Regions from separate parts of the Homo sapiens genome. Here region 2 is linked to region 1. A link is an interaction called in ENCODE POLR2A ChIA-PET data of the cell type or tissue named here. Cell type or tissue: MCF 10A. All regions are shown on one strand. Links, peaks and the distances in the headings refer to the core of each region. The heading gives the core; the rest is flanking DNA. Region 1 overlaps LOC102723831 (a long non-coding RNA gene). Region 2 overlaps MTHFD1L (methylenetetrahydrofolate dehydrogenase (NADP+ dependent) 1 like).

Evidence for each region. Peaks named below come from ENCODE experiments on the same cell type or tissue, not always from the same donor. Only the 100,000 strongest peaks of a DNase experiment are listed, where the experiment ranks them.
Region 2: POLR2A ChIA-PET joins it to region 1 with 5 read pairs; 3 of 35 experiments call an interaction of 5 or more read pairs at or near these places.

What each region holds. Positions count from the first base shown.
Region 1 is chr6:151,194,339-151,199,721 of GRCh38, forward strand. It overlaps LOC102723831 (a long non-coding RNA gene), which reads right to left. Exons shown (of 3, transcript NR_125868.1): 2 at 3,181-3,297; 3 at 2,335-3,026. Among named protein-coding and RNA genes, the nearest start is that of AKAP12, 43 kb to the right of the region's middle. In MCF 10A, for the core only: no CTCF peak of the experiment used is centred there; a DNase peak (open chromatin) is centred at 2,433.
Region 2 is chr6:151,079,130-151,084,512 of GRCh38, forward strand. The region is part of intron 26 of MTHFD1L (methylenetetrahydrofolate dehydrogenase (NADP+ dependent) 1 like); the gene reads left to right. Among named protein-coding and RNA genes, the nearest start is that of MIR12131, 21 kb to the right of the region's middle. In MCF 10A, for the core only: no CTCF peak of the experiment used is centred there; a DNase peak (open chromatin) is centred at 3,082.

The sequences.
Region 1 (5,383 bases), core at 319-5,318:
CATGCCACTGCACTACTGGGCATGATTAGGCGACATAGTGAGACCCTGTCTGAAAAACAAAAAACCTTCCAACAAAGAAAAGCCTAGGACCAGATGGCTTCACAGGTGAATCCTAACAAACATTCAAAAAAAGAATTACTATCAATCCTTCTTAAACTCTTCTGAAAAATAAAAGAGAGACAACCTCCAAGACCATTTTATGAGGTTCACATCACCTTAATATCAAAGACAAAGAATAACACTAAGAAGAAAACCACAGGCCAATATACCTGGTGAACAGAGATGCAAAACTCCTCAAAAAAATACTAGCAAACTGAATTCAACAGCACATTAAAAGGATCATACACTACAATCAAGTGGGATTTATCCCTAGGATGCAAGGATGGTTCAACATATGCAAGTCAATGTGATATACCACATTAACAGATTGAAATATAAAAACTACATGATCTACTATAAAAACTACATGTTCTACTATAAAAACAGATTGAAATATAAAAACTACATGATCTACAAAAACTACTGCATCATTTCAATAGGTGCAGAAATAGCATTCGACAAAATTCAACATCCATTCATGATAAAAGCTCTTAACAAAATAAGTATAGAGGGGACATACTTCAACATAATAAAGATCACATATGTATTTCCATGAACAGTTCACAAAAATAAAAAAAAAATATATGAAAGGCCATAGCTAACATTGTAATCAATACGGAGAAACTGAAAGGTTTTTCTCTAATATCTTATCTTAGCTACAAATGCCCACTAACACCACTTCTATTCAGCATAGTACTAGAAATCCTAACCAGAACAATTAGACAAGAAAAAGAAATAAAAGCCACTGAAATCAGAAAAGAAGAGGTATAATTACCTCTGTCTGCAGACCAGCCTGGGCAACATATCTCCCCCAATCTCTACAGTAAAAAAAATTTTTAGTTAGCTAAGCGTGGTGGTATGTGCCTAAAGTCCTAGCTATTTGGGAGGCTGAAACGGGAGGATCACTTAAGCACAGGAGTTAGACGTTGCAGTGAGCTGTGGTCATGCCACTGCACTCTAGACTGGGCAACAGAGCAAGACCCTCAAGAAATCAAAAAGAAAATGAAGGGTGTGTGTGTATGTGCATATATATATATATGTAATATTCAATGGACTATTATTTAGCCTTAAAAGAAAATGAGGGCTGTGTGTGCGTATGTGCATATATATATATATATATATATATACATATATACATATATATATACACATATATGTACACGTAATATTCAGTGGACTATTATTTAGCCTTAAAAAAAGAAGGAAATTCTGCCACTTGCAACGTGGGTGAACCTGAAGGACATTATGCTAAGTAAAATAAGCCAGACATAGAAAGACAAATAGTGCATGATCTCACTTATGTAGATTTTAAAATAGTTGAACTCACAGAAGCACACAGTAGAGTGGTGGTTGTCAGGGGTTGGAGGATGGGGGAAGTGGGGAAATGTTGGTCAAAGGGTACAAAGTTTCCATTATGCAGGATGAATAAATTCTGTGAATCTAATGTACGGCATGGTGACTATAGTTAACACTGTATTGTATACTTGAAATTTGCTGAGAGTAGATCTTGTCTTCTCACCACACACACACACGCCTACACACACACAGAGGTAACTACGTGAAGTGATGGATATGTTAACTAGCTTGATGTGATGATCATTTCACAATGTACACGCATATCAAACCATCAAGTTACACCTGTTAATTATATACAGTTTCTATTTGTCAATTATACTCCACTAAGCTTTTTTTTTTTTCCTTTAAAGTAGAGACAGGGGTTTCATTGTTTTGCCCAGGGTGGTTTCTAACTCCTAGATTCAAGGAATTCTCCCACTTTGGCCTCCCAAAGCGCTGGGATTACAAGTGTGAGCCACCGTGCCTGGCTTTTTTACAAAGCTTTATTGGGCAGGACGAGGTGGCTCATGCCTGTGATCCCAACTGCTCAGAAGGCTGAGATGGGAGGATTGCTTGAGGCCAGGAGTTTGAGACAAGCCTGAGCAACATCCCAAAACCTTGTCTCCAAAAAAATTTGTAAAAACATTTAGCTGGTTACGGTGCATGCCTGTAGTCCCAACTACTGGGGAAACTAAGGAAGGAGGATCCCTTGCACCCGGAAGTTCCAGCTGCAGTAAACTGTGATACTGCCACCGTACTCCAGCCTGGGTAACAGAGCAAGACCCCATCTCTAAAACAAACAAACAAAAAAGCTTTTAAAAAAAGAATACAGTTTAATGTTGAATCAGTTAGGACTCTTTGTTACTGTTATGGGGGAAAAGAATCTGAACTTGAACTAACTTGGGCCAAAAATGAAATTTATTTTCTCCCAGATCCCAGGAAAGGATTGAGCAATACAGCTATAGAAGGGCAGGAATCCAGCTGGCCCACAGAACAGCTGGGACCAGGGGTTTCAACATCTTCAGGAGCTTCTTCCATCTCCAGATCTTGCCGTTGGCCTCATTCCTATTCACCACAATGAGATTTGTCTACAGGAAGAAAACAGGGCTCCCCAATGCACAGTTTCCAACTTCTGCCCCCAAAGAGGGAATCCCTATGTTCCTTCTTCTCAAACAAGGGTGCTCTTCAGCCTGCGTGCACTGCTGCACCCATATCAATTGTTTTTCAGCCAATGTCTGTCCTAATTGGTGGGTACCCGGATCTCCCTGATTGTTGCAGATATTGATAATCACCCCTGGAATCAGGTTCAAATATCCCAGAGAAGAGGATCATTGGTACTGTTTTTCTCTAATCAGCCCTAGGCAGGGCCAGGCCATGTCAGAGCACAGCTGCTCCCACAGGAATCATCAGGTTAAAGGAACAGAAAGAGCGATTCCCAAATGAGGGTTGGTACTGGGCAGATCAAAAAAAGACATGCTGGCTGGTCACAGTGGCTCACAGCTGCCCTCTCAGCATTTTGGGAGGCTGAGATGGGAGGATCACCTGAAGCCAGGAGCTCGAGACCAGCTGGCAACAAAGTGAGGCCTCCATCCCTACAAAAAAAAAAAAAAAAAAAAAAAATATATATATATATATATATATATATATGTATATATATATATATATATATGTATATATATATATATATATATATATATATATATATATGCACACACACACATATTGTCTGGGCACAGTGGTACATACCTATAGTGCCAGCTACTTGGGAGGCTGAGATGAGAGATTGTTTGAGCCCAGGAGGTCAAGGATGTAGCGGGCCCTGATACTGCCACTGCACTCCAGCTTAGGCCACAGAGTGGGACCCTGAAAAGAGAGAAAGAGAAAAAGAAAGAAAGAAAGGAAGAAAGGAAGGAAGGAAGGAAGGAAGGAAGAGAGAAAGAAAGAAAAGAAAGAAAGAAAGAGAAAAGAAAAGGAAAGAAAGAAGAAAGAAAAGAGAAAGAAAGAAAGAAAGGAAAGAAAAGAAAAAAGAAAAAAGAAAGAAAGGAAGAAAAAGAAAAGAGAGAAAGAAAGGAAGGGAGAGATGGGAGGAAGGGAGGGAGGGAAGGAAGGAAGGAAGGAAGTCTACTATAAGTGTACTTGTAGTTTTTATTTTCCAAAATTTTAAATTTCCAAAATTTAAAAATTACTATAACTTTTAAAAGGAAAAAAATAATTGTAGGTACCAGAAGCCCCATCTTTCTTCGTTTTACTTCTACTCTGTCTTAGAATGCCATCAGCAGCTCTGTCCCATCTACGAATAAACATGGTCACACCGTATTAGAAATTCCCTAAGAAACAGGGGGCTATTGATAGCCAGCTTAGTGTTACCTACCCTGGTTAAGCAAGAAAATAAGTCACTCATTTGATGTTAGAACAGGTTCCTGTTTGATGTATCCAGTTTCCTCTAAAAGTTTCAGCATTTGGGTTAAATTTTATTCAGTGATAGCCACACTTAATCTCCCCAAGGCACTAACCAGAAAAAAATCAGGCCCTGACTTTGCTATCCAGGCCCATCTAGACATCCTAATCTTTTCCCTCAGCATATGTAGAGAATTCAAAAATTAACTTGCATACAAATGCAGAGAATCTATTTCCAGGTTCTGTCTAAAGCCTTTTAGTAAGATCTTCCAAATTCTTACTTTTGAATATCCCCTAGCAGTGAAAGATAACTTGACTGCTGAGATATCATTCACAGAAGAGATGAGAAAAATGATTAATTTCTGAACATGTTCAATTTCATACATTCTTGAGCTCATAATTGAGTGGTTGAGTTCTAGTTCTTCCAGGTACAATCACACCACAGAGACATGATTTTAAAGATGAAGTTTTAGTGAGGGACTAATAAATTTTTCAGGCCAGCTCTCAAGGCTTTCTCAATTTTCTACATACTATTAAAGAGCAATACATGCCCAGTGATTAGAATGCATGCTAGTGCCCCTGGGCATAGAAACATCTGGATAACAAAATGGAATCCACCTTAAGTGTCTAAACAGCAAGCTAACAAAAATGAAAACAGCAAGCAGGTGAACAGAACAATCCCGGGGCAGCAGCCTAATCCAGAGTAATCCATTGCCATGACAGCAAACATCACAGAAACTTCCAGAGGGTGTTCAGGGCACATGTTCCATGAGAAATCCTTGATCCCTTTGTGGTTTGCTTCTTTCCTTAGTGTTTGCAGTGGGACCGTATTCCCAGGTTATGGGCCTTTTCAAAAATGCACCAGAAAAGCTCTCTGCCAGGCCACGTGCATAGCATGGTAGAGAAAACACCCTATTGCAGATTGCTAGTTTAAATGAAGGCTAACCAAATAAAGAATCAAACTAAGATGCAAAAGTTAGAAGTATGCCCAATCCAACCTGCTGGAGAAGTAGGATCATAAATGTTAATAAAGAATTGTAGACTGGGATCGTTTTATAAAAATAAATTTTAAAGGCCGGGTGCGGTGGTTCATGCCTGTAATCTCAGCACTTTGGGAGGCCGAGGTGGGTGGATCCCTTGAAGTCAGGAGTTCGAGACCACCTGGCCAACATGCTGAAACCCCTGCCTCTACTGAAAACACAAAAACTAGCCAGATGTGGTGGTGCATGCCTGTAATTCCAGCTACTCAGAAGCTGAGGCAGGAGAATTGCCTGAACCCGGGAGGTGGAGGTTGCAGTGAGCCGAGATCATGCCACTGCACTCCACCCTGGGTGACAGAGTGAGACTCTGTCTCAAAACACACACACACACACACACACACACACAATTAATTTAAAATTTCATGCATAGGCCCAGACATGATGGCTCATGCCTATAATCCCAGCACTTTTGAGGCCAAGGCAGGAGGATCACTTGAGGCCAGAAGTTTGAGACCAACCTAAACAACACAGCGAGATCCTATATCTCTACAAAAACATTTACAAAAATTAGC
Region 2 (5,383 bases), core at 246-5,245, 120 kb before region 1:
CAGGAGTGTAATCAATAAATCAGATGGCCTTGCTGTGAACGGTTACATAGCTCTGATAAATCCTGATCTAACCAAAAGTCATGACAGCTCGATATTTGGGAGCTGGAGGGGGTGGGGAGTAGGGGTAGTAGGATATGAAGGAGCTAAGTCCCCATTGTTGATATTAGAAATCCAGTGGGTAACATCTGAACGGCAAGACCAGGACAGCAGCGAAAGGCAAAAAGACACCACTGAGTGTTGACAGTGGCTGCCTTTCAGGAGTGGGAATGCCACTGGGGGCAGGGCAGTGGGGGGCAGGGAACAGGTTTTTCTGTTTGTTTTTTGTTTGTTTGTTTGTTTTGTTTTGAGATGGAGTTTCACTCTTGTTGCCCAGGCTGGAGTGCGATGGCATGATCTCGGCTCACAGCTGGAGTGCGATGGCGTGATCTCGGCTCACCGCAACCTCCGCCCCCCGGATTCAAGCAATTCTCCTGCTTCAGCCTCTCAAGTAGCTAGGATTACAGGCATGCACCACCACGCCCAGCTAATTTTGTATTTTTAGTAGAGACGGAGTTTCACCATGTTGGTCACGCTGGTCTCAAACTCCCGACCTCATGTGATCTGCCCACCTCGGCCTCCCAAAGTGCTGGGATTACAGGTGTGAGCCACTTCGCCTGGCCATGGGAACAGTCATGTTGCATAGTAAGCCCTAAAGAGCAGTGTGATCTCTTAAGCCAGCACGTGATTTACTTTGGTAAAAATTAAATTAAAAAAAAAGAAATTAGGCCAGGCGTGGTGGCTCACACCTGTAATCCCAGGACTTTGGAGAGCCGAGGTAGGCGGTTCACCTAAGGTCAGGAGTTCAAGACCAGCCTGGCCAACGTGGTGAAACCCCGTCTCTACTTAAAATACAAAAAAAATAGCTGGGCGTGGTAGTGCACATCCATAAATCCCAGCCACTCGGGAGGCTGAGGCAGGAGAATTGCTTGAACCTGGGAGGTGGAGATTTCAGTGAGCCGAGATTGCGCCATTGCACTCCAGCCTGGATGACGGAGTGAGACTCTGGCCCAAAAAAGAAAAAAATAATCCTATTGGTCTCATAGTGTTTCTCTGTATTTTTAATATACTGTGTATGTGCTTATGAGAAACCGAAAGAGAAGTGATTTGTGAACGATTTGAGGACTTTTGGTCCACGTTTTTTTCTCCCACTTATACTTGTGGCATAATCCAGAGGAAGAAGGGCAGCTGCGGAGTCCCAGCAGTGTTGCGGGTATCAGGGCAGCCAGTGAGAGGATGGAGGAGAAACCCAGGAGAGGGCAGAGGAGGAGGGACAGCTGTGCCCACCTGGTCCTTTCATTGTTGTCTGCCTCTGCCCTTGCAGTTAGAAAAAGAGTGTTCTGTGTATAGAAGCCTTTGCAAGTAGCATAGTTAGGAGTCTTTCGGTCCAGGAATTGAAGGTGCTAAAGCAGGAGGAAAACATACATAGAAGAAAGGAAATGTCCACATAAGTAAGTGTATTAGTCTGCTAGGGCTGCCGTAACAAAAGACCATAGACTGGGTGGCTTCAACAACAGAAGTTTATTTTATTTTCTCACAGTTCTGGAGGCGGGAAGTCCAAGATCAGGGTGCTGGCAGGGCTGGTTTCTGCTGAGGCCTCTCTTCTTGGCTTGCAGACAGCTGTCTTCCCTGTATGTCGTCTTCTCTGTACACAAACATCCCTGTGACCTCTTCCTCTTCTTTTAAGGACACTCAGTCCTATTGGATTAGGGCCCCATGCTTATGACCTTTTTGGGTTGTTTTTTGTGTTTGTTTTGAGATGGGGTCTTGCTCTGTCACCCAGGATGGAGTGCAGTGGCACGATCATGGCTCCCTACAGCCTCGACTTCCTGTCTCCAAATGTAGTCGTATTGGGGGATTAGGATGTCAATATAGGGGTTTTGAGGGGATGCAGTTCAGTCCATTATATACAGTAAGCCACTTCTAGACCCAGTCTGAAGTCCTGAGCATTCAGCTGGTATCTGGAGTGGATCACCTAAGAAACATTACAGAACAATATAGGCCTCTGGTATTTAAAATAGTTTAATTACGTCACAGGGTAGTCCTGAATTCTTTCCTACTTCAGCCAGTCTTGGCCAGCCGAGTTTCAGGGTAGTGATGAGCACTGATGAGGTGACTCCCCCTTCTCCAAACTCTTCCTTTGCCACTGTCCCAAGAAAACCATAAAGGGGAAGTTTAAATGATGGATGTAATTTTCCTGACTTGGGCTGGGCGCAGTGGCTCACACCTGTAATTCCAGCACTTTGGGAGGCTGCGGTGCGCAGATCACCTGAGGTCAGGAGTTCCAGACCAGGCTGGCCAACATGGTGAAACGCTGCCTCTACTAAAAATGCAAAAAAAAAAAAAAAAAAAAAAAAATAGCCAGGCATGGTGGCACACGCCAGTAATCCCAGCTACTTGGGAGGCTGAGGCAGGAGAATTACTTGAACCTGGGAGGCAGAGGTTGCAGTGAGCTGAGATCTTGCCACTGCACCCCAGCCTGGGTGACAGAGACTGTCTCAAAAATAATAATGATTTCCCTGTCTTATGTTTTTCTACTACACAGCTTATTATCTCTGGGCAGGAGCTTTCCCAGGGTCGGAGGGGCAAGGGTCTAGTTGTGAGGGAGAGAGGTGAAAGCAAAAGGGAAATGCTAAATGACATGGCACAGCAAGCAAGGTCTAGGCAGCTGCGCCTTTGATAACAAGCTGCTTGAAGAGAAAGACCAGATCGGCTGAGTGAAAGCACTGTCCATCCTCCCCACCCCTTCCTTCCTGCTTCCTCCTCTTCCCATCTCCTCCAGCTTCTCCTTAAAGGGACTACCGAATGATGATTTCCTTGCCAGTAGGACCTTGACATAAAACCCAGCCCACAACATCACAGTTGATTTTCAAGGGATGAGCTTCTCAGAAACCAGAATTTAATTACTTAATTTTGAGTTTCCAAACAATAAAATATATTATTAAATTGATTTGTTTTCCACACGTAGTGGAGATTTTCATGGTGTGCTACCTGTCGGTCAAACGGCTGATGAATGAGTATGTCGCAAAAACTCTAGGTGGGAATATGACACATGAGGAATGGAATTTGTGCTTCAGCTCTTCCCAGCATCTTCTTGGGCTGCACAAGAGTTGGTAGTCTTTCATCTCCTAAGGACTGAAGGGCCATTTAGAATCACACCTGTTTTGAGTTTATAGTCACGCTTCTGAAACTTTCTCTCTTACAGCCTTATCTGACCTCAATCAAGCTACCCCTGTTCATTTAAATACTTTAGGTCTTGGCTATTGGTTTAGCTTAACATTTGATTGCCATAAATAAGAACTACAGAAAGCGTGACTTGTAAAATTGTAGACCCAGAAAAATTAGGGAACAATCTCATAATACTAATGAAACCTTTTTTCCCATAAAATAAATACATAATTAGATATAGAAGATTTTTTTTTTGGTTTAAGCTATCTTTTCCTATTTCTATCTTAAATAATTTACAACTCTCCTTTAATCCAGGCAATTATCAATTCTATAATAAAATAACAACAATGGGTACTGTGTATTAAACTCTAAACTAGGGTCCTTCATCTCATTTGAATTTTGAAATGACTCCATAATATATTGTTATACTCATGCTGTAGTTATAGATAAAGAACGAGGGCTGACCTTTGACAATCACAATCAAAAAAAACAAAACAAAAGAAGTGAAGGCTGAGCGAAGTAACTCACCCAGCAAGATGCAATTCGTATAGGGTAGAGTCCCCTGTCTCCCGATAATGCTTTGCCCCACACCTGAAAGTCTTGATCTGGTTCCCATTACCCCTCAGACTTTGGGTCCCCAGTAGAACCTTTGCACTTGCAGTTCTCCTTCCTAATGGGCTCAGGGAAACTCACATGACTGCCTGGAGGCTGTTTCTGCACCTGTAGATGGGAATGGGCAAGTCTCTCCCGACTCACTTGTCTCATAGTGTTGTTGAAAGGCTCAGGTGTGATCATTACAGTGAAATAAGGAAAGGCAGGGAAGAATCTCCATCGTTCTCCAAATACGAAGAATGAAATGCAATTTTTTTTTTTTTCTTTTTGAGACGAAGTCTCACTCTTGTCACCCAGGCTGGAGTGCAGTGGTGCCATCTCGGCTCACTGCAACCTCTGCCTCCCAGGTTCAAGCGATTCTCCTGCCTCAACCTCCCGAGTAGCTGAGATTACAGGCACCTGCCACCATGCCCAGCTAATTTGTGTATTTTTAGTAGAGATGGAGTTTCACCATGTTGGCCAGGATGGTCTCGATTTCTTGACCTCGTGATCTGCCCACCTCGGCCTCTCAAAGTGCTGGGATTACAGGCGTGAGCCACAGCGCCCGGCCACAAATAAGTTTATACCCTTGTAGTCATGGCCTTTCTTTTATCTTTCTGGTAATGAATAAAAATGAAGCATATAAGTGACAGAGAAACCAGCTACTTGATCAATAGTGGCATTGTTTCACAATTGTCTGTATTGGATTTTGCCAACCCACTAGAGAGTTACCAAAGCACATTTCTGACATAACTATGATTGATTTTTTTTTAATTTTTGACTAAATATGTTACTTTGACTAAATTGGTTACTTCATTGCATAATGGTGACCATTTACACTTTTCAGATAGGTACAAAAAATCTGTGTATTCTAGCTGGCCATGAAAGAGTAGCAAGCCTGTTATTTTTAAGAAAAAAGCTCGAGTAGTTACTGTATTTGTATCATTTTGGAAATCTCTCATTTTTCTAATCAGCAAAATGGGGATAATGTAAATAACAATAACCCTGACCTCACAGGGTTCTTGGGATTAAATGAGATATGGTGCATACAACGTGCTTAGCATGGCGCCTGGAGTATGGTCAGAACTTAACAAACACAAGTTATAAATGAGGTCCCGAAATACAAGAAATTCACTTCCTCAGAAACCTTCCTTGAGCCTGGCTACATCTATAGCTACATTTTCTACATGTTAAATGCCTCCCTCAGAAGTGTCACTGTTGGAGTTGCCAGGGCACCAATTTATTACTTTGAAAATAGATAAATAAAAGAATCAAGACAAAAGAAAAAGGTGCTACCAAAGAAGACATTCTGTCTTACACTGGATCACACGAGATGTGGATATTTGGCCCGGAACTGCTCACATGGGTCAGCAAGCCTGAGAATGACCGTGGAGAGAAATGGCTGGGGCTGCAGGACTCAGCCAAGCCTGGCACGCGTGTCTTCCGGGCACCGGAGCAGGACGTTGTCTGAAAACATGAAGAATGAAATGGAAGTAATGTAATACCTGGGGTCGGGGCTGGGGGAAGCTTTCTAAGTACAGGCAGGGTCTTTCTATGTTGCCCAGGGTGGTCTTGAACTCCTGGCCCC